Linked DNA regions of Homo sapiens: all the other regions are linked to region 2. The links are chromatin loops, found by intact Hi-C in ENCODE. Cell type or tissue: IMR-90. All regions are shown on one strand.

What was found. A loop is a pair of places that touch in the nucleus more often than their neighbours do. Peaks named below come from ENCODE experiments on the same cell type or tissue, not always from the same donor. Only the 100,000 strongest peaks of a DNase experiment are listed, where the experiment ranks them.
Region 1: it touches region 2 in a loop (6-fold over the local background); 2 of 110 quality-filtered maps call a loop at or near these places.
Region 3: it touches region 2 in a loop (6-fold over the local background); 2 of 110 quality-filtered maps call a loop at or near these places.

Annotation. Positions count from the first base shown.
Region 1 is chr16:66,163,074-66,171,073 of GRCh38, reverse strand. No RefSeq gene overlaps it. Among named protein-coding and RNA genes, the nearest start is that of CDH5, 200 kb to the left of the region's middle. In IMR-90, a CTCF peak has its summit at 3,065 (motif pointing right); no DNase peak of the experiment used is centred here; H3K27me3 peaks cover 402 bases.
Region 2 is chr16:65,117,559-65,125,558 of GRCh38, reverse strand. CDH11 (cadherin 11) reads left to right here and starts at 3,496. Exons shown (of 13, transcript NM_001797.4): 1 at 3,496-3,679. In IMR-90, CTCF peaks have their summits at 3,511 and 7,390 (motif pointing right); DNase peaks (open chromatin) are centred at 2,898, 3,308, 5,538, 7,408 and 1 weaker place; H3K4me3 peaks cover 4,984 bases; H3K27ac peaks cover 5,782 bases.
Region 3 is chr16:66,066,493-66,074,492 of GRCh38, reverse strand. No RefSeq gene overlaps it. Among named protein-coding and RNA genes, the nearest start is that of CDH5, 300 kb to the left of the region's middle. In IMR-90, no CTCF peak of the experiment used is centred here; a DNase peak (open chromatin) is centred at 3,802; H3K27ac peaks cover 652 bases.

The sequences.
Region 1 (8,000 bases), 1.0 Mb before region 2:
GACCTGCTTCCTTGATAGGGAGAAGCCATCATTTCCTGTAGTCATTGCCTGAATCCCAAATTGTCTTAGAAACTTTGCAGCCAGATTTATGAGGACTTCTGGAATTTTGGTATTTGCCTTATTTTCTGATGCTGATCAAATAGAACCATTGTGTATCTTCCACTTGTGCCCGAGCCTTTTATAGGTAGACAATGTCTTTCTGGAGCCCTTGAGTTAGACACAGAAGAAAGAGGTTTGTGATGGGGCATAATGTTAGGAGAAAGGTTGGCCTCAGGATGTTTGCATCAGTGTGAGAGATCTATTGTGGATGTCTCGATAAAGTTTATCCAAGGAAACCCTCCACTCATTGCAATATTTCATAGTCCTGGCCCTGTTTTGGCCCTGCCCATCACCAGGGCAATCCAGATTGTTTGCAGGATGGAAACTGTTTGTCACCATGACAGACCCACAGTTTTCTGATCCAGGCCTCCTCCTATTTCCTTATGGTAGAAAGTTGACATTTCAGGGACCCCTCGAAAGCATCTAGGCTTTACCCAAAATCTTAGGGAAGTTTTTTTTTTTTTTGTGGGGGATGGAATTTCTCCATATCCAGATTCAACAAACCAGAAATATACTCAAATTATGTAGACCCTACATGCCAACTTAGGGAACATGCCAACTAACAGAGCATAGGAGTGCGGTCAGGCCTTGCTTCTTAATACAACAGGAAGTGCATTTTCACAGAGAGGTGAGGCCTTTCCTTTTGGGAGAGGGAGGATGGAGAAGAGTTCATTAGAACGACTTTACTCCAGATTCCTAGTAGTTATTCATTCAGAGAGCTCTGAGCAGCTTACCCTGCCCAGTAAAAGGCACCCTTCACAGATATCTGGGGATATCAAGCAGTGGGGACTTTTAGTTTATGAATGGGCACTATGTGACCCAAGGTGCTAAGAACCAACAGAAGAAAACCAGGCCACCAGCTGGGAACACCAGCATGGTGTGAAGGCCACAAGGACGCGCTCTCTCTCCTCCCATGGCTCTTGCTGAACCCTGAACCTTGTTGAGGATGTGGGTTGCTATGGTGATGGGAGGGGAACTAGCCTGGGTGAAAGTTACAGTAGAGACAGAGACTTTTGACATCATGCAACCATTGTTCCAATTTCCTCCTTAGAGCCAGGCTTCAGGCCTTTACCCACACCATGTAGACCTCTGCCTTTACCGGTGCCCCTCCTCTTGGGAGGCAGGCACTGGGGGAGCCTTGGACATCTCCTAGATGCTGAAGAGTCATGTCAGCAGTGATGAGGATACTCATTCCCACTGGAATACTGATCAGGAGGTGAAAGATGCAGGAGTCATCTCCCTTCTTATCCACAAGCTCATATGCTTCTTTAAATTATAGGCATTCATTATTTGAATGTATCTATACATCTTCCTTCCTCCCTCTCTCCTTCCCCCCCTTCCTTCCTTCTCTCCCTTCCTCCCTCTCCTCCTCCTCTTCTTCTTCTTCTTCTTCTCCTTCTTCCTCTTCCTCCCCTTCTTTCCTTTTCTTTCTTTCTTTCTTTTCTTTCTTTCTTTCCTTCCTTCCTTCCTTCCTTCCTCCCTTCCTTCCTTCTTTCTTTCTTTCCCTCTCTTTCTTTCTTTTTCTCTTTCTTTCTTCCTTCTTTCCCCACCTCTCTCTTTCCCTCCCTTCCTTCCTACTTTTCTTTCCCCTCCAAAAAATATTTGTTGAGGACCTACTAAGGGTAAGGCTTTATCTCAAGTCCCCAGGATGCAGTGATGAGTAAGTTTTGGACTCTGTTTGGAAGGAGTCTACGGTCTAGACTGGAGGACTCTAATCCCATGATGATAACCCACTTTGAATTCTGCAGAGGAATTCACATGCCACATGTGGCATGTGAGTGGAGAGGAAGGGACAGATAACTGGCCCTGGGGGAGTTAGGAGGGCCTCTGGGAGGAGCTGACCCTGAAGCGGCACCTTAAAGGAAGAGATTTCCAAGTAGAGATGTGGGGTAGGGGAGAGGATGCCTGGCAGAGGGCTTAGCATGTGCACAGAGGACAGACTGGATGAGTCCTGACTGCTTTTCTGCCGTAGTCACCAGGGCTGACTGTGATGACAGACTTGGAGCCTCCCTGCCAGCCTCCTTTTCCTCCTCTGAGGATTTCCCTGTAATGGAGCCTCTGTAACCTGCCCTCTGCAGCGGGTCCCTTGCCTTTCAGGCCTGATGAATCGTCCATCTCCCTCATCTCATGTATAGGGCTTGTCTTCAGGGTCTAGAGTGAAAGTGGGTCCTGGAGCTTGTAAGGGCACGATGCCAGTGAGGTAAACTTTCTCAAACAGAGATCCGTGGCTGGAATACAGCATTCCCAAGCAGGTAGAATGTTAAAAAGAACTTGGAGGAGGCAGAAAACTTCCAGATTCTTCTCTAACTTATTTTACCTCTGCAGGAGCTGATATCATCTTAGGGTGGGTGGGATCTTCCTTCCCGGCTAATCTTTTAAATTTATTATTATTATTATTTTTTGAGACAGAGTCTCACTCTGCTGCCCAGGCTGGAGAGCAGTGGCACGATCTTGGCTCACTGCAACCTCTGCCTCCCAGGTTCAAGCGATTCTCCTGTCTCAGCTTCCTGAGTAGCTGGGATTACAGGTGTGTGCCACCACGCATGGGTAATTTTTGTATTTTCAGTGGAGATGAGGTTTCACCATGTTGGCCAGGCTAGTCTCAAACTCCCGATCTCAAGCAATCTGCCTGCCTTGGCCTCCCAAAATGCTGAGATTACAGGCTTAGAGGCTCCCTAAGACAGCCGGTCTCAGGCCTTGGAGTCATGAGCCCAGGAGCTGAGATTTAGATGACGTTAAGGTTAAGGCTGAGGCTAACCGGCAAGGCAGGCCTGTTTGACTTTACATGTGAGTTGCATCCAGAATTCAGGATTCTTGAGGTTTGTTGCAGGCACCAAAGAGTCTGGCTGTGGCCTGCTTGGAACGTCAGAGGATGCGATAAGAACTGGCAGAATCAAGGGCAAGGTTTTCTCCCTTGATAAGATTTCCGACAATTTCCCTCCCCTCCTCTCAGCCTTCTCTCCAGAAGAGGGCAGTCACAGGGTTGGGTTGGGAGGCAGACGGACTTTGTGGGAAGGGACTGGGGAAGTTTTAAAGTTGGTGCTCCTAATGTTTCTGAAAATGTCTTTCCTGGGGTGAGGTTTGAATCAGGACCTGACTCCCGAGGTGTGGGCCATGCCGCTTAGTGCAATTGCCCTTTTCTGAATCCACATCTTCCCTGGATGTGGAGCCCTGGCAGGGGTGGGGCTGAACAGGGCCTGGGGCCTGGCTACTATCCCTCTGACTGCCCATATGATAGGACGCCCCGTCTAGGCTGATGCTTGCACCAAACTTCCTTCCCATTGTTGCCTCCTGCTTCCGCCCCATGAGCTCTCACACCCTCTGCTGTAGGAACCTGCCCTTCTGGGGTGCCCTGTGCCATCCTGTGTATAAGCTCCTCCTTCTACTAAGGGTGTCCTTCCCTCTTGTGGTCTGCTATGTGATTTCAGGGACCCACATGCTCCAGCTCGGATGTTGTTTCCATGAGAAAGCTTTCCCCTCTCCTTGGCTCCCCTTCATCAACCCTTTTGATAGAGACAGGAGACAGGAAAATACTAAGAAGAAGAGGTGGTTCCCAGGCAAGGACCCCACCCTCAAGCCTGGAAATCTGTGGCCCTAAGTGAGAACAGGCATTCCTGTTACTGTGCTCAAAAAGTTGCCTTTTGGCTGGCCATGCCTCCCATCCTGTACCATATAAACCCCAAGCCCCAGACTCCAGAAGGAGATGAGCAAACAAATGGCAGAATGGCATGGCAGAGAAAGAGAGAAGAATATGAGAGTCTGAACACCGAGAGGAGTTTGGCTGGGGATGATCAGAGAGGAGATTGGCCACCGGAAGGCCAAACTCGAGGGGAAGATCATCTTCCTACTCCATCCCCCTTCCAGCTCCCCATTCATCCACTGAGAGCTACCTCCACCACTCAATAAAACCCCGGCATTCATCCTTCAAGTCCATGTGTGACCTGATTCTTCCTGGATGCCAGACAAGGACCCAGGGACCAAGGGGGCACTGAGTGGGTTAACATTAAACCATCTGTGGAGAGCAAAGCTAAAAGAGTGCACTGCGATATGCCCACTTGGGCTTCAGGAGTCACAGACACCCACCCCTAGACACTACTGTGGGGCCGGAGCCCAAAGCGCTCATCCCAGCTCCCGCACCTGCTGGTCTGCACGCTCCCCATCTCGTAAGGGGTTTGAGCTCGCAGTGGCTGAACAGAGAGCCACACCCTTGTTGCACATCCTGCGAGGGGGGAGCCAGGGAACTCTCCCATTTCACAATCACGAAGGGTTCTTATCTGTTCAACTGCTGGACCTTGGGCTCCAGGAAGGCAGCGCTAACGTCCCCTCATCCAGCCTGTGCAGACATGATGACCCAGTGAGTGGCTGGGCAGAGAATCACCAGCTGGGCTGCAGGCCAGGCTGTAGCCTGTTCTTACTGTGCATGTTTTGGGATGAACCCTATTACGTCCAGAGACCTAGTAGGCCCTGTAATGTGTAATTCCAGAAACACTTCCTTCATTAAACATTAATGCTAGCACCCAGCCCAAGGGCAGGCATAGAGACCCACAAAGGGAGGCAGGAGACCCTCGAGTTTAACACCTTAGACTTTGGGGTCAAGACAGGTCTGGTTTTGAATCCCTGCTCTTAAAGGCCATGAGCTTTGGAGCAGGTCACTGTACCTTCCTGAGCCTCTTCATTATCAGTAAAATGAGGATAATAATATCTGTTTTACTGGGAAGCTGTGAGGCTTGAATCAGATACTGTAAAGTGCTTAGCACAGCACCTGGTACACAGTGGAAGCCCACTAAATGGTAGCTATTATTATTAATAATAAATATAGGCTGAAGGAACACAGAGATGAATGAATGTGCATGATTAATGCTTACTCCTCCCATCCTGGCCCAAATAAAATATACAAAGGGTTTAGGGAACTCCATTAGCCAACCTAACTTGCTTTCATAACAAGAAATCTCACAGCCATGACCAGGGCTCCTATGTGACCCGGGCATGCGGATGGATTAATAACACCCCAGTCTGCTTCTGGGCTCCAGAAACAAGCAACACTCCTCACTGTGCCCACAAACTCCTTCTGTGCTGGCTGTGTGTGCCCCATGGAAAAGGGAGGTGCACCTGTGTTAGTGATATGTGGAGAGGCATATTCCTCGCGGTTGCCTGGACGACTTTGTCTCAACACCTGCAAACAGCCTTCTTTTTTCCTCCTCTCCAAATCAAAGTGAGCCTTTAATTTCCTTGCGGGGAGGACAGGAGAGAGCTGAGCAATTAGACATCAGCTGGCCCCTCTTGGAGGCTGGAGCTGTTTTTAGCTTTGCCTCTCAGGCAGGCAAATCTGGCCCTGGAGTCTGGGCCCAGCCCAGTAAAATTAATCTAGCAGAAGATCATCAAGGTGCAGTGGCATGGTGAGAGGGGAGGACGCGCTCCCTCTGCATGGTTGAGTCAAGGTCCTATCTTACATTCTCTCTCATTCTGCTATAAATGACAGGGTTTTCCCCACAAACATGCATTGCCTTTGTCCAAACACTCTTTGTCAAATGACCCAGTGTAATCAAAACCAGTGAACTCCCTTTCCATATAGTTGTAGTAGAAAATAAAAACTTTTCTAATCTGAAACTGCATGCCTTTGTGAGAATTAAGAAAATGTGGACAATGCAGGGTTTCGGAGCAGTGCAGGAATCCCGAAACTTCCAGGATGAGAGAAAAGGTTTCTTAAGTGGTGTGTGCAAGTTGGGGCTGCTCCTGGGTGGCCTGGGATGGGCAGGAGATGGGGTGGTTTGGGTGCAGTGGGTAAGTGTTGCTTTTTAAGCAAGAGGGTCTGTTTCTGGAGGCGATTGGGCTCCAGGCTGATACAATCTGTTGGCAAAAATAACTCTGGATTTGGATCTAACGAAGACTATAAAAGAGAAGCTCAGAGACTTGTTTTCCAGCCTTGTGGGAGTTGGGGTGTTTTAAATGAAGGGCAGATGTAGCCTGAGGCCAAAATCTGCCTCCCCCAGTCCTGCTGTAACCTTATTAAAGAATAAAAATAAAGGCAGGACTTTTATGGTAAGAAAGAAAAGGCATGACAAGGCTGCTTTCCCCAGCCAAGAGAGGGGTTCTCGGGACACACAGGGAGGTGCTGGGATCATGTCTGTCTGCAAGAGCCGTCAGGGAGGGGAGGAGGGTGGTGGGGCCCTGGGCAGGTGCGGGGAACCTGATCTGACTATCAAGGCTGGGGTTGGATCGAGGCAGGAGGGGGGCTCCCAGCTAGTGTGGCATCATTGGTCAGGTCAGCCCCCTAAATCTGCCTTTGCCAGGCCAGTTCTCCCTCTTACAACATTTGCTGGCCACACACAAAGCACATGGTGCTTTGTGACTGCGTGTGAAAAGGGACAAAAGTGGGAGCTTCAGCTTTCTAAGGAGTCACAGCATCTGGCACTTGGGAGGGGCTCAGATCATTAATGCTGGTGACCCCAAGAAAGAGTCCATGCTCTTTGCAGTGGAGTTCCTTGCCTAGAGGCATTCTAGTAAGTGGGAGCTTACTACACTCCTGATTTGGGGCAGTAGAAGTACCTACAACTGAGTTGGAACCTCACCTACACTTGTGACCAGCTCACCTCTCCTCTTGGCACCTTGAGTCCTCATTTGGGTAATGCCCTCCTTCCCCCTGCCCCATTTGAGGAGCTGTGAGGGGAGACAACACAAGCCAAGGGCCTGCACCTTAGCCTGAAATGCAGACATCAAAATGCCCCCTCAGCTGAAGGCGAGGGGCACAGCAAACCCAGGGGTATGGATGCAAATGAGGAAGGACCTGATTCCTATTTCTGGAAGGACCCAGCTCCTTGGACAGCAAGTGTGGTAAGAGCTTGACCAGGCATTAGGACCAGGCTTGGAGATAGGGGTCAGTGATGGGCTCTTGTACTACTTAGGATCTGGAGTCTGGTCAGGGAAACTGAGGCAGGGCCCCAGGTGTAAAAACGGCATCACAAGTGGGCTGGCGCAAGGAAGGCTGCTGCTTGGTGGACCCAGAGTCAGCTTAGGGCTGCTGAGGTGGGCTGTGACCACAGAAGGGTGGGGCCAAGTTGGGGGTATGGGAACCAGGAGGGAGGGGCTAGAAACGTCTTCATTCAGGTACAGGGAGTGGATGATTGGGGAAGCGTTTCATCCTCTCTGGATTTAATTCTTCAAACATTCTCCTTCTCCCTCCCACGCTGGTCCTGTGGCTACAGTCTTTCCGGCTACAATCTGTTTCCCAGAAGGCAGCAGAGTGGTCTGTGTAAATCACTGATCTGACCCTACCACTCCCTCTCCCTCCAATTCCTCCCATGGCTCCCAAATACTTCTAGGAGAGAGTCCAGACTCCTTAATGCATTAAGCAAAGCCTTCTGGAATCTCTAAAATGCTTTCTCTTTTCTCACCTCCTCCATCCTCGGGTCTAGCTTGGAGTTCCCTGAGGGGATCACTCACTGCTCTGCATATCTACCTATTGTCATAGCCACTGTCAACACCCCACCTGATTCTCATAGTTTATCCCAGGCACCTACATCTTTGATAGATAATTCCTGTATCTCAAATGGTTTCAGGCCTCAAAGAACCAGCACCTCTCTGCCTGAGGACTTTCTCTGGTCTCAGGAGGATGCTGTGCCCAGGTGGAGGTGGGAGATGCCTCAGGAGCCACCCTTAACCAACGAGGAAGAGAAATTGGAGAACAAATATCTGGCTTCTGACAGCCTCAACAGGAGAATTCTGATGTATGTTCTGTACAGTTTTTCAGAGAGCCCCAATGGGGATTGTGTCCAGGACACAATCCACGACCCCCTATAGTGACCCACTCATTCATGCATTCATTCCTTTCCTCTCTTCCTCGTCTTGTTTCCCCAGTCCCTTGTCAGCTTCCTGGAATCGCTTCCCAAATATTCACTCACACC
Region 2 (8,000 bases):
TGTGCACTTTGTACTGTGTCTATGAGTAGGTGTGTTTAAAATGTCACGAACTGGAATGCCTAACTCTAGTTCCCAGGAATTAATCACTTAGAAGAGTGAAAGGGGGGAATTAACTTTCTTTAAAACTTATAAGGTTCTCCAAAGCAGCAGCCAAAATAGAACTTGCTGAATAGAAATATGGTTATCTTTCCATAAGAACTAAAAATCTTTTTTTAACATATTTTTCTCTGAAACTGCTTTGCCAAGTTTCCTCTTGTGGATTAGCTGCAGGTCACAGATATTCTGGGAATAAAGATATGAAAGGATTTTTTTTTCTTTCTTGGTTACAATTCAATGATTTTAGTAAATTTATAGATTTGTGCAATCATCACAACTATCTAGTTTTAGAGCATTTTGATTGCCCAACAGAATTCCCTCAAGTTCTATTTGCAGTCAATTCCTGTTCAAATCCTCAGCCCTGGGCAACCACGGCTTTATGTTTCTATAAGTTTGCCTTTCCAGTTCATATAAATGGCCATTTCATATAAATGAAAATCATACAATATGTTGTTTTTCATTTGGCTTTCAGCATATGTTTTTGAAGTTCATTCGTGATGTAGCAAACATCAGTATTTCTTCCCCTTTTATTGCTGAACAATATTCCATGGTATGGATACACCCTGTTTTCTTTATCTACTCACCAGCTGATGGGTATTTATGTTGTTTCTTTTGTTTATCTGCTCACCAGTTGATGGGTATTTGTGTTGTTTCCAGATTTTGGCTATTATAAATAAGGCTGCTATGAACATTCTGGTGTGTGTTTTTGTGTGAACATGTTTCCTGTTCTCTTGAGTAGAATCCTAACTTGCTGGGTTGTGCAAAGGGTTATTGACTGCTGCTATACACTAGGTTCCATCTGATTCAGGTGTGTAGTGTCAGTGGAAACTTATCAAGCAGTTTTTAACTTACTTTTTAAAATCGGCTGATGCACCCATTACTAAAGGGATGGTCTATAAAAACAACTGTTGTGATTCGATAAATGCTGAACAGAGAGGAGAGGTCAAAGTCCAGCTAATGTCAGCTGACATGTGGCCAGGTTCATCTTTGGACACGCTTCCAAAAGGGAGTTTATGAAACTTGCTTCATGGATCAAGAGATGTCCTAATCATTACAGATCCCGGGCATCTTTGTATAATATATGTATGATCAGATTGATCGTGACTTCACACTCCCTCTAGGACCACGTGGAAGGGTTGAGAAAATCCAGGCAATAGTTTGTAGCCAAACAAGAGCAAAACTCGAGTACCTCTGAGGGAAAGCCGGACCCCTTGTCCATCCTCTCCTGTGTAAGTAACTTCATTTATAAGCTGAAATGACGCCACCAGATCATCCTATTACCATCACCATGCCTCATTAGAGTGGGGACTTTCGGCGGTGGCTTGGGAAGTACCCAAAGTTTTAGGGGTTACAGCAGAGGCCAAAAAGGCAGACAGAGGAAGCAGGGTAGAGCTCTGAAAAGGTTCAGGGCCAGGGACCCACAGGGGGAGGCAGGAGTGGCAGGCACCACGATCTGCTCTCTGGCGCTCTACAGGAAAGCACCGGGAGTCAATGTCCTCGCGCGTCCCTTGCGCAGAGTGTGGTGCGAGGTTGGGGGGTTACTGGAGACCCAGGGGGCTATCACCTTGGACACCTATGGTGGGGGGAAGGCTGAGGAGTAAGATAACCGGGCAGCTGGAAACTTACAGCTCTTCCCCCGCAGTGGAGGAATGAGGAGTTCAAAGGCCACGTCCACACAGAGGGTGACAGAGGCATCCTCTCCGCGCAGGACGCGGACTGGGGGCAGGCACGCAGCGCCACCCGGATCCTGGAGTCGTCAAGAAAAACGCGGGCGCGCAGGCCGAAGAGGGTAGGTCCCGGGGCAGCCTCGCCGGCACCCGCCCCCGCGGGCGTCTCCCCAAGCCGTGTGGAAACCCGGGCGGCTGCGGGCGCTCGGGACCCGCGGGCTGGTGACCAGGAGCTGGAGGGCAGGGCTCGGCCGCTCTTGCCTTAGCCCCGCACTGGGGTTCCTTCCCCATGCGCTCAGGATCCCAAGCTTTCTCTTCCGTTTTCGGCCTCTTTTTCCGTTAACTCCTGGGCCCGTCTCCTCCCCTCTAGCCCTTTCAAACTGCTTGGCTGTGGCGCCCAGCTTTCCCTCCGCAGCCTCCTTCCCCGTCTTTTTCGCGGGTCCATCTCTTCTCCTTTCCCAGCCTCATCCCCGTCCCCCTAGGCGGTTCCTTTTTAGCCTTCACCCACTGGCGTCTCCACCTTCCTCCGCCTCCTCTCTTGCCTCCACCTCCCACCCTGCAAACTTGTTCAAGCCAGGGGTCCCCACACAGGCATGGTTGTTCCCTGCTGGGTGTGCGGATCCCCACGCCGTTCCCGGTACCGCGAGCGCCCCGCCCAGTCCTTGGCGTGATTCCTAAGCCCCGGCCCTGCCAGCCCTTTCTCCCGGCGACTCGGGGAGGGAGGGCAGGAAGCAGGCCCGGGGAACCCTCACGGTAGCGAGTCGTCAGTGAGGGGAACAGCGGAGGAAGGAGCTAGGACTCCGGCGCTGCGCCCCATTAGGCCCTTTCTCCCGTAGAAACGCACACTCCACCGGGCCCTGGCGGGTCTGTAGCGAGGGAGTGGCAACAAGTGACACTACCGGCGGGGGCCACTGATACCTGGCTGGGGTAGGGGCCAAGGCACCCTCCCAAAAGCTGGAGCGAGGCCGACCCCGGCGAAGCGCTCCCCGCGCACCCCTCTCCGAGGCGTTGCGTGGGGGGCACTAGACGAGAGGAGAGCTGAGAGAGAACGGAGACTGGGCTCTTCCCAAGTCCTAAGTCTCCCTCCCCGCCCGACTTCACCACCAGAGCCACCAGAAGAGTTTGCAAGGGATGGGAGATTGAGAGGGGTGGGGGCTGGGCAGGAGCCGCCAACGTTGAGGGATTTTTGGAAGGTGGGGTGGTGGAGTGAGAAAGAATAGAACGCGCTCCCGAATTCCCAATTGCTTCCCTCACTTGGACGATACCTTCCCCCAACCACCATCCCGGCCCGCCAGGCGAGAGCCCAGCCTGGCCAGCTGGAGCGGATTTGGGGGAAGGAGGAAAATGGGGGCTCCCAACCCCTCTCCAGCTTCCCTCCGCCGCCCTCCCTGATTGGCTGTGCGTCCCTGGAGCCCAACTTCAGTCGCTCCAGACTCCATCTGAGCCCTGAGGGAGTCGGAGCGCCGCGCCACGGGGCGGGAGGGGCGGCCACGAATCCAGGGGTTAGCATCTCTGGGCCCCTGGGGGGAGGGGCGCGGACGGGGTCGGCCCCCGCAGCCTCTGCGAGGCCCATCTCGCTGCCTCTCGCAGCCTCGGCTTCTCTCAGCCCCCGCCCTTTCCTTCCCTCACAGCGGCAGCCTCCCTCCTCCCGCCCCCCCCGCCCCGCACCCGCCTGCCCGCCCGCCACCTCCCCCCGGTTTCTCATTCCTGCCACTAGCGCGCTCGGCGGCTCATTCCGCGGCCGCCGCCAGCTGAGGGGAGCGTCGCGGGCCGAGGAGCAGATGCCGCGGGGGCCGCTCGCAGCCGCCGCTGACTTGTGAATGGGACCGGGACTGGGGCCGGGACTGACACCGCAGCGCTTGCCCTGCGCCAGGGACTGGCGGCTCGGAGGTTGCGTCCACCCTCAAGGGCCCCAGGTGAGGTGCGCCGCCAGTCCCTTCCTCTCGCCTGGTTGGGGCTTCTTGGAATGGGGGGCAGGATTTTCTCAGGAAGAGAATGTCTTGGCGGGGCGGGGTGGTGAGGGGGACGGTGGTATCTGAGTCGAGAAGGCTTCACTAACGCAAAGCAAAAGGGAGGGAGAGATTTGTTTAAAAATCAGAAAGGGAGAAGGGAGCCAGCTGTGGGCGCGGGCAAAGCAGGGGACGGAGGCTTCAGATGTGCGCTCCACGACTCTCCCTGGCTCCGGCCTCCTGTGGGGTCTGCGCCGAGGCCACAGCAGAGGGGGTTTGTACCTGGCTGGGGCAAGAGACTGCAGAGCAGACCTCCGGACACGCCGACTGTCCCCGGTCATATCTCTGGGGAAAGTCGCCCACGGCGCGGTGCCCGCCAGCCCTGCGCCGCTTCCCCAAAGCGGCGACATGACCGCGCTCTGCGGGGTTCTTACTCCATCCTCCCGGATCCCTGCCGAAAGCTCCCCGGGGCTTAGTCCCTGCAGTCGAGACTGCCGGGTAAGCCCGGGAAAACGGAAAGACCCCAGCTCCGGAAGGAGATTGCCCGCACTTTAATAGCGTGGGTTTGGGGCCGCCGACTGTGGTTCTGGGGCAGCAGGCTGCGGTGCGCTACAGCCCTCCAGCCCGAGTCTCTGCGGGAGCTCTGGCGCCCGTTTGTAAGCTCCCACCAGCGCAGGAGTAGGTCCATGAGCGGCCCAGACTCGGGCTCGCCTCTGGCTTGGGATTGGCGAAAGCTGCCAGGGTCAACGTTAACTTTGAGAACCACACCTTCCCGAAACCTGCGCCGCTTCTCGGAGCGCGCCAAGCCTCTCTAGCTCCCGGCACGCACGGCCTCCCTCCCTGCGCTCTGCCCCGGAACGCGAGCCGGGAGGTGGGAAGCACTGAGAAGCTGGCCAGATGGGGAGGACGGCGAGGAGAGCTCCCTTCTCCCCCCTCCCCAACCCAGAGGAACTGTAGGAGGGCCCGCCTCACGCTGTGAAGCGGAGTCCCCAGAGAAAGTGGGGTCGGGGGAGGCTTGCGGGTCCGGCTTCCTTGTCCGTTTTTTTGCCGAGGCCCTGCTTTCGCCCGGGGCTCGCCGCGCCTGCCTCTCCCGGGTGAAAGGTTTTCTAGGTGCTAGAAGAAGCCCTGTTGCTTTTGCTGATAATGCAGTAGGAATTTCATGGGCCATCACACTGCTATTAAGAAATCGCATCTTTTAATTATTTAATACCATCCCTGCCTGACGACGGGTTATCCCTAAGGGATGGGAGTGGGGGGTTGTTCTTGAAACCCGGCTGTATGAGGGTATAGATTTCACTAAAGTCTTCCCCCTTCGTCTCCCCCTAAAGAAATCGTGCTACGATCGCTCTGAAATCTTTTCTTATTTTCTTCTTCTAATCATGGCTATCGGTTTAATATGAGGCAGTAAGTTTTCGTTTTAATCACAGGGAGGCTACCATAATTAATCTGGCTAGAGGACGGATCAATTTCCTCATCACTTGGGCTTGCAGCAGACGTCGATGGTTTTGCGGGGTGTCTGGATTTCCTGGGGATGGGGATGCAGATGTGTTCTCAGGAGCGAGGATCCTGTAGCATCGCATGAGCACATTTGCCAGGCTGGGCTCTGAGCGCTAGAGCCTAATATGTTGGCAGAGAAGAGAAGGGACTGACCTTCTTTTCGTTAATCCTGGAATTGTTTTTCCTACAAATACGTAGGTGCAGACACCAGAACAGAAATATTAACTGCCCAACCCTAGCTGCAGGGAGCCTGGTCTTCTTCCAATAGGACAAAGGAAAAAAAGTTACAAAACAAAGGGACAGAGTTGTGGCCAATACGAGAAGCACTCTGAGGCTCCAGCTACTGAAGTTCCTTAAATGTAATCTCTGATTCCAAGTTTTAGAGTTGGCCAGTGGGCTCTGGAATTCGAACCTCTGTGAAAAACTGAAATCCAGCCTAGTACAAAAGGAATGTGAGTGCTTTTCAGTAGAGACCAGGGAAAGGCATCTGAAAGGCCAGGAAACTTTGCTTGAGTAAGGATTATCTTTACATCTTACTTTTGAAACATTGTAAATTAAGACATTAAAATGTCTTGCAGGCATGCACTATTATTAATAAAAATTATTACTATCATTTTAGTTGTTACTTCAGAGTCTGCATAAACTGGGCATTTTATGACATTGTTTGAAAGAATAAACCACCCTCCTCACCCCTGGGAAAGGGGGAATGAAGGCAGGCCTTGGAAGGATTGAGACTGGATAATCTGGCGAGCCCCAGACATGTAGATTTATTCAAATGGCTGCTTATTGCTGCCTAGGAAAATAAGCTTTTAAAATAGTTCTAACTGAAGCAGTGGACCATCTTGATAGCACTTCAGAACTTTCATTACGTTCAGCATTCTTATCAGAACACCAGACAGTAAAATTACTAGAAACCTAAATTCTATTTTCAATTAAGATGCAATCTTTTGTTAATTTGAAAATTTAAAAAAAATAGTTATGGCGCAATTTTTTTTATGTCTTAGAACTCATGTTCCCTCTGTAGAGTGGTGGCTGTGGATGTGCATGTTTGATTGTTTATTTGTGGGAGGAGGGGGCAGGGGACAGACTTGGAGAGCCACGCCATGATTTGGGGGAATACGGATCAATTTCATGCTCTTTTAATGCACTTGTCTTCATAATTCATGGTTTTTCTTCTCCTTTGAATAGAATTACATGGCTGCTTTGTAAAGATTCTGGTTTGGGGACCCTCATATGGGAAACGCCATGACATTGACCTCGTGGTCTGATTTACAATGCCAGTACTGCGCTCCCAGGAGCATAGCATGTCCTGGAACCTTGCCTGTGAATGCCTGTGACTTATGAAGTGGTAACTTATGAAGTTGGTAAACTTTGATCTCTTATATTCAAATCTGTTTTCAGAACCATCTAAACAAGATCTTCAAATCTGATTTTAGTCTTCCTTCATTCTCAATACATGTATGTAGGTAGATGTTGGAGAAACATAACAATTTCATTGGAATTTACTTTCAATATTGATGTTTTCACTTTGATGACAGGCATACTTACTCATTCAATAATAATAAAACAGTGGAATATATAGAGTTTGAAAGTAGGTATCAAACTTTTTTTCTTGAATTGTCAAATTTGAAGAATGACTATGAACTTTCAAGTTTTTTTTTCCTAGAAAATTTGAGCACTGTATAAATTCACTAGCCAATGATTTAAGGGATTGAAATGTGTTTGGGATGATTTTCTCCCTTATGGAATTGGCTGCTGTTTCATAAAAAGTTACCTAATTTGTCAAGAATCCCTATTCTGCACTTACCAAGAATTGTGAGTTTTCAGCCTTTTTAATTTAAAGTTATTGCCTCTGAAATATATAAAAGTAGTTGGTCTATATAAATTTGTGATTTAATTGATTAGGGGGAAAAACATCAACAGGTCTGCTAAAGAAAAAGAAAAATAAAGTTGGAGAAAATTGGACACATCCTGGTGCACTGGTAGGAGTTAAAAATGAGCTGTTCCATCAGGATTCCTGTGATAGCCATCCGCAGCCTCCCCTATGAGCAGGAAGGACTAAAGAAAACACTCGAGGAGCATAATTAGACATCTTTCTGCTATAATTTTACCCTGACATTGAGAGCCTTGTACAACTCTGGAAATGGACTCCTTCGCGGAAGATTGCACTTCTGGCCACTAGAGGGCAATGGCACCCTTCTCCAACTGTCTGCATGGAGCCCATCTGCTTTTGAGGGCATCATGAAAAGCGGTTTTGTTACTTACAAGCCTTGTCTGGCCCTCTCAGGAGAGACCGAATTCAATCTAGCTGTGGTTCAAGCTACTGCTCGAGCAGTTGGTCAGGATTAGCATCTCTCTAGTGGGTGGATCCTGTTACCTTCAGCATCTTCTTCCCACCTTGGAGTTTACTAGAAAGTTGGGAAATCCTGTAACTTGACATTGAGCAGCAGCCGGGGTGGGGGCTGGGCTGCAGGATAAACAAGGTCAGCTCTCACTGAGACAGTGATCTGGGAGGATTTTCTGGATTTTTTTCTGGCAAAAAGAGCATCATTTCTGACTCCAAGTGGAAGGGAATGGATAAAGAAGAAAAATATCAGTGAGACTACCGTGACACCATTGCCCGTTCTTTCATGAGGTTTTGAAGATGTCTGCAAGACACTTCTAATTTGCAAAAAGGAATAGCAGTTTGATCTTCGGTAAACACTTTGGGGCATGGAATTTTAATATAGCAGTAAATGTTTTACTGTTTCTTTTAAACCATTCTTGATATTGTTGTGAAAAACCTAACTTT
Region 3 (8,000 bases), 950 kb before region 2:
TTTTAGAGGTGTTCTAATATTTTTTGGATTGCATTATTTCTGGTGAAAAGTCAGTGGTGATTTTTTTTTTCACTTTTTTTTTCTGTAGATGTCTTTTCTCTGACTGTATTTAAGATTTTAAACTTTGGTTTCTCAGAATTTTGTTATAAGTCTCAGTGTAGTTTTCTTTATTATTTTTGAGGTGCATAGAACTTCTTGAATCTGCAAGTTGATATTTGTTGGCAAATTTGGAAATTTTTCAGTCATCAGTGAATATTCTTTTTCTACCACAATCTTTGTCCCTTCATTTTGAGACTCTAATTTCATGTGTATTACGCTACTTGATACTGTCTCATAGTTGAGATTGTTCATTTTATTTAGCCTTTTTATCCCTCTGTGTTCCTATCCAGATGCTTTTTTTTTTGTATCTACAAAGCTACTGATTTCTTTTGTAAGGTCTAATCTGCAACTTAGCTCATTCAGTGGATTTTTAAGTGTCAGATAGTCTATTTTTCAGTTTTAGAAACTTCATTTGGCTCTTTTTAAATTAATAGATTTATTTTTAAAGCATTTTAAAATTAACAGAATTGCACAAAAAATGCAGAGTTCCCATATACCCTGTCTCATCTCTCTCTCATGCAGTTTTCTCTACTGTATAGTTTGATGAGTTTTGACACATGCCTAATGTCATGTGTCCGTATTACAGTATCATATAGAATAGTTTCACTGGACCTAAAATCCACAGCCCCCTCATATTCATCCCTTCTTTTTTCCACTCCCTCAAACCCCTGGTAACCAGTGATATTTTTACTCTGTCTCTAGTTTTGCCTTTTCCAGAACATCATGTCATTGAAAACATACAGTATTCAGTCTTTTCAGACTGGCTTCTTTTCACTTAGAAATATACACTTAAGATTTCTTCATGTCTTTTTGTGGGTTAATAGCTGATTTCTTCTTAATTGCTAAGTAATATTCCATTGTGGGAATGTAGCATAGTTTGTTTATATATTGAAATATATCTTGGCTAAGTCCAATATTTGTCAATTATGAATAAAGCTTCTATAAACATTCATGTGCAGGTTTTTGTGTGGGCATACGTTTTCATTTCATTTGAGAAAGTACTTAGGAGCATGATTGCTGGATGGTATGATAAGCCTATGTTCAGCTATGTAAGAAACTGTCCAACTATCTTCCAAAGTGACTGTACCATTTTGCATTCCCACCAGCAATGAATGAGAGTTCCTGCTGCTTCACATCCTGATCAATATTTGGTATTGCCATTGTTTTGAATTTTAGCCATTCTAATAAGTGTAGTTATTTTTATAGTCTTCATTTCTCAATTGAGAATTTCTATTTGTTCCCTCTTTATATTCTTATTTTCTTTAAGTCTTTGAAATACCAGCTGTTTTAAGTTCTTGTCTCTTAATTCTATCCTCTCTGACCCTTCTGAGTCTGTATCTATTGACTGATTTTTTTCAATAGATACAGATATGCATCTCATTTTATCTACTGTGCATGTTGATATAGTTTGGATATTCGTCCCCACTCAAATCTCATGTTGAATTATAATCCCCAGTGCTGGAGGTGGGACCTGGTGGGAGGTGTTTGGATCATGACGGCAGATCCTTTATAAATGGCTTGGGCCATATCCTTGGTGGTAAGTGAGCTGTTGTTCTGAATTCACACAAGATCTGTTTGTTTAAAAGTGTGTAGCTTCTCCTCCCTCTTACCTTCTGTTGCTTCTGCTCTGGCCATGTGATGTGCCTGCTCTGTCTTTGCCTTGCACCATGATCTTAAGCTTCCTGAGGCCTCCCTAGAAGCCGAGCAGATGCCAGCACTGTGCTTTCTGTAAAGCTGGCAGAACTGTGAGCTCATTAAACCTCTTTTCCTTATAAATTACCCAGTGTCAGGTATTTCTTTACAGCAATGCAAGAATGGACTAACACACATGTCTAGTAAGGCTTTTGTTTTTGTTAAATTGTGTGCTGAACTTTGTGGATGCTCAGTTCTTAGTTGTTGAGATTTTGATGTCTTCTTCATTCCACAGTTTGGTTCTGTTTTGTTCCAGCAGAAAGTAACATTTACTTGTGGATCTCTTAATTCATTCAAGGATTTTTAAAATAGCTCTGTGTGGGTGGTTCTAGGACTAGCTTAGCTCTATGTCTAAGGCATGGCCCTTTTACTGTCTCTACCAGATGCCTGGGGTGTTGAACTATCCTTTGATTCTCACTAGCTGGAGCCTCTCAGCCTATGTGAGCACAGGCAATTCAGATCACAGTTCCTCAGTAGTTTCTTTCCCCTACTAGCTGTCCTTTGTCTCCTGGAGTCTTGCCTTGTGCATTCAGAGCTTAGAATTCAACAAAAGATTCAAGAGAACTCCTATGTACATTTCTGGAGTTTCTCCCCTTAGACACCTTCTTTCTAGTACCATGCCCTACAAATTGCGGCCACCTCAACCTCTTTCAAGTCCAGTTTTTGTTGCCTCTTCCCATGGAGGTATCAGGCCATAATGAATCACCCAGGCAGAAAGTCAGAACCAACATGGGCCTCATCTCATAGCAGACTTGCACTGACTGTTCCCTACAACTGAAATCAGTTATCTCATGTATTTTGTCCAGTATTCTAGTTATTTAATATAGGAAGAAAACTCTGATATCAGTTATCCCTTCATGGCCAAAAGTAAACATCCCACTCATTCTTTGTGTCACATTTAACTTTCATTTCATGAATTTCGTGTTTCACAGCATCAATCTTATTTGGTATCTGAGGCTCTTGCCTTTTTCCCCTCTTTCTAGGAGACAAGTCTGATAATATCTTGGTATTTAGTAATGCTTCAGTTTAACAATACTAACTAGCATTTGTTAATTAGCATTAACTAGCACTACCCAGGGCTATCGCTGGCATCTTTATCCCAGTGGAATAAAAATTACCATTATTCAACTATTCCAGACGAGGAAAGGAAGGTTCAGTTTGGAGAAGTAATTTGCTTAACACCTCTCAGCTGGTAGGTGATGGTTTTCTGACTCTAAAACCTCTGTACTTGTAGATTTTACCATAGTTTCTACTGTCCTTGTAAATTTTCAAACCAACTTCCCAGAGCCTCGGGCCTCAAAGAGTAAGAGAGAGAAATTGAGTGTATACTCTTATCCCAGCCCACCCTATATGCTGTTTGCACTAGAGCAAATATGCTTTTTAATGTTTAACTTATTAGAGTTCCATGCAAAATATATTAAAAGCCTTTCTGCAGCAAACAAAACAAATTTGTGGGACACTATTGTGCCACATGAGGCATTAATTTGCCCTTTTAAAATATTGGTTTTCTCCAAGAGGAGCAAGAAACTGCTAAGGAAGAGAAAAGTCTCTGTAGTTTCCTTTCCCTATTGTGTGATGCTGCAGAAAGCATATGGGTTCTTCAGTTAGGATCCCGGCTCTACCATAAAGCTATAAAGTTGTCTTTAGTTTACTCACACTTTCATGGACTCAGCTATACAGTCTGCACAATTAGGAAAAAAATCCTCTCTACAACATCTTGTTTTCAATAAACATATGTAAAAACCATTTAAAAAGGTCCTCAGTGATCCCTGCCTTCCGCTGTTGGTACCCTTGTGCGACCCCCTCTTCCTAAGCCTGGACTGGACCTAGGGACTTGCCTCTAATGAGGATAATACAGCAATGGTGATGAGGTGTCACTTCCAGGATTAGGCTATGAAAAACTGTGGCTTCTATCTTGAGTGCCCTCTCTTGCTCTCTCCCTCACTTGCTCTGAAGGAAGCCAGCTGCTCTGTCAAGAGCTGCCCTCTGAAGAGGCTCATATGGCAAGGAAAGGATGTCTCCAGCCAACAGCCAGCAAGGACTGGAGGCCTGCCAATAGCCATGTTTGTGAACTTGGAAGCAGATCTTCCCCCAGTTGAGCCTTGCAATGCATTCAGCTCCTGCCAGTATACCTTGATTGCAGCCTTGTGAGAGTCCTCGAGCCAGAGCACCCAGCTAGGCCATGCTTGGTTTCCTGACCTCAGAAGCTGAAAAATAAATGTTATCAAGCTGTTAAATTTTGGAATAATTTGTTATTTGCAAAGACAATGCGTACAAATAGTGTCTGGCACAGAGCTGATGCTCTGTTAATAATAATATCTCCCTTCTCCCTGCTTTCCTCCTATTCCATCCCCAGGGAATGGTGGCTTGCAGCACCCTGACTCTGCTCCTCTGCAGAGATGGTGCTCACTTTGGACTCTGACCCAACAGAAGAAGAATTCTCTGTTGCAAGTTCTCCAAGTTCTCCTTTCCTTTTTGGTAAGGATCGCATTTGGGTGTGGTGAGAAGTACAACTTATATCCTAATTGCTATCAGAGCCGAGAGTCGTAACACATAATTAGATGTGCATACAGCTGGAGATACGGAAATTGCAGTTCCTCTCATAGGACACCTTTTATAAAAGCTCTAGATGTACTAGACACTTAAAGCAGGTACAACATGGCTCCACCACATGAAGATGATCTTACATCGTTTCCTGTGCAGGCACATTTGGAATGTGTGTGCTTTGTGAGGTTTGTTTCTTCCTTTCTTTTCCTTCTTTTTTACATTCTCTGGCTGACTAAAGTTAAGTCTCTTCCCATAGGATCATGTTGAACTTTTATCTCTTCTATAGGTTCTCAGCTTTCAGCTCCCGCATCCCTTTTTCCAAGTTAGGAATCGACAGCTTGAAAACTGAGAAGCCTGAAGTCTCCAGGGTATTGTTCATTTGAAGAAATGTCCATCCCTCGGTGATGCAGATGCTTGTGGAATTTCTGGGGTTTGCCTGCTGGGATGAATTTCATTTGATCTCCCTGAGAATTGAAGAAAATCAAAGTCTTAGATCTAAAGGGAGATTACTGAGGACTGGTCCCCTACTTTGTTTTGAAACCTTGAAATTCCAGAAAAGGCCTCTCTCTCTCTTTTTTTTTTTTTTTTTGAATCTCAGATTTGGGGGAAAAATCTCTGTTAGGTATTTGCCAGCGCTTGGTATCTGTTTCAGAGTGGGCGAGGAGCAATTTGATTCTTTAAAAAATATTCTTGTCCAGGCGTTGTGGCTCACACTTGTAATCCCAGCACTTTGAGAGGCCAAGGGGGATGGATCACTGGAGGCTGGGAGTTTGAGACCAGCCTGACCAACATGGAAAAACCCTGTCTCTACTAAAAAGACAATATTAGCCGGGTGTGGTGGTGCATGCCTGGAATCCCAGCTACTTGGGAGGCTGAGGCAGGAAAATCGTTTGAACCCGGGAGGCAGAGCTTGCGGTGAGCCGAGATTATGCCATTGCACTCCAGCCTGGGCAATGAGAGTGAAACTGTCTTAAAATATCTATATCTATATCTATCTATCTATGTATATCTATATATTAATATATTATATATAAATATATATAATATATGTAATATATATTCTTTATATAACATGATCAAGGTTCAAGAATATATTACATTCTGGAAGGGAATTGCTTGAAGGTTATGGTCCATCCACCCATTCATTCCCCTAAGGCAGCACTCAGAAACCTGCAGAGGTCAGCCAGCTTTAGATGTGTAAGAAGCTTGGGGAAAGGCCACAGGGAGGGAACAGATTTTTGATATATGCATATATTATGTATATTTGTATGTATATATCACAGTGTATATATACTGACACATATTTGTGTATATTTAAAAATTGAGTCTGCAAGCCACCCTGAGCCCAGTGACTTCTTTCTAGCACCTCACTCCAAACATCATTAGATCTAAAAGCTATACATCTGGGGAGTGACATTTACCCCTGTTGAATTAAGTTTAGCCTAAAGCTGCCTCCTTACATATTTTAAGTCAGGCCTAAAGATTTCTCCATACATAGGGAACTGTAACGTAAATGGATATGGAAACAGGCTGTAACCTACTCTTGGTACCTAGAGTACAAAACTCTTGAGTTTCGGCCAGTCAAAGGTGGCCAACTGTTCAAATCCTGTTCAGATAAAGCAAATGCCGGCTGTAACAAATCCAGCTGCTTGTTGACTGCACTTCTGTTTTCTGCAGTCACTTTCCTTTTTCTGTCAATCAGTCTTCTTTGACCATGCAGCGATGCCAGTGTCTCTGAACCTATTCCTGTTTGGGGACCAGCTAGTTTGAATGCATTTCCTAGGTGCAGGGTTTGATGTCATCTGACTGTATCACCATCCACCTTAGGGGTGCAAGGTCAATGCCTGTATTGTTTATCAATGTGTCCTGTATGCTTAGAACAGTACCTGGCTCACAGTAGGCCCTCAGTAGATATTTGTTAAATGTTGTATAAATTTTGCTGAACATGTTGAATAAATAAGGATGAGCCCTGTGAGAATTTTCAGAGACTTTGATCTAAAATGTTGCTGAATGTCACATTGCCTGTATATCATGGTATTCTCTCATGGTATTTTCAAGAAGAACTCTTGGGAGAATGAACTTTATTTTAGAATGAAGAATAATTGCGCCTCTCCTGGAAAAATAAATCACTTAAATTATGTGGACATAGATTTCCTCTTCGGGCTGGCTACTAGGAAACTCAAAATATGTGTTTGATCAGCCTCTTTGAATTACATGAGACTCAGTGGGATCCTTTGTTTTCCCTTAGAAGCATACTTTTCTCATAGACTCCTGAGGTTTGGCGATCGTGCTGTATTGTAAGTGTTCTTGAAAGCAAGTTCCAGGGAGTGAATAAATGAAGACAATGCCATAGAAAGGGAGTAGGAATTAAAGAAGTGAATGGCAAGAGAATGAGGGTGGGGTGAAGAAAACAGAAGGAATTCACTGGAAAGGGAGGAAGACAATAGGACATGAGGGATATGAGATTGAGCTGGGATCTCCTCCAGGTCTTAGGACATCTCAGGAGGTGGTCTTTGAGGGCCCATTAGGCTTTGATAATGCCGTGGGCATGTGGCTAGCACCTCTGGGTCAACTTGTGGCTTGGAACTCTCTGAAGATGGAGAAGGAGGCAAAACCATGAGGATATTCTCTGGAGCCACGTTTACATCTCCACTTTGGTACTATGAGCTGCCACTTGCTTTTGTTGAGCCTCAGTTTTTTATCTGTAAAGCGGGGCTAATAATAGTGCCTTCTGCTAAGGTTCTCTTGGAGGCTCAATGAGGTAATGAATAAGAGGTAATGATAACATTTCCAGTGCTCAAATGGTAGTTATTGTTATTATTGCATTGAGCTTTCTAGATTTCTGTCTCATCTTCTGTCATCTCATGGCTAGGCTAGAGTAGCATAGAAAAGAAGGAGAAAGTCTCAATTTCTCCACATTTACCATTAGGCCTTTCTTGAAAGTTTCCTTTAAAAAAAAAATTGACCCCGATTTACTATGCCAAAACCTTGGAAGTTTTCTTCAAACCCAAACATAACTGGACCTCTTTCAGTCATCCCTGCATTTGTCCAGTACCTCCTGTCTGTAGGCAAATCTTATGAACTTGGCATTAGTAAAAATCACAAATATAATCCGAAATTTTTAATAAGGGATGGAAGTTTTAAAAAAATAATGGAAGACTTCTTCTCAGGGTGACCAAGGGAATACACTGAATTGCATGCTACAGAGCAAAACTATAAAAATCCATGTTAAACACCTGATTTTCCAAAGTTTCTCTTCATGCCACTGTCAAATCACTGCAGTCCTATTTCACTCTCTTTCCATCAAATATCTTCTTCTTCCCCTCTCAGGCTATCTTCTTTCAGCTTCCTCCCCTCTCTTGGGCTCTTCCAATTTCTGTAGACCTTTATTTAGAGAAGGGATCATCAAGCTTTTTCTGAAAATGGCCAGGTAGCAAATACTTTAGGCTTTTGGGGCTCTATGTTCTCTGTCACAGCTATTCAACTCTGCTCTTGTAACAAGAAAGCAGCTGTAGACAATAAGCAAATGAATGGGTGTGGCTGTGTTCTAATAAAACTATTTACAAAAACAAGAAATGGACAGGGTTTGGCCTTTGGGTTGTAATTTGTTGACTCCTGATTTGAAGCAACTTATGAATCTATCTTCACGTGATGAAACTTCA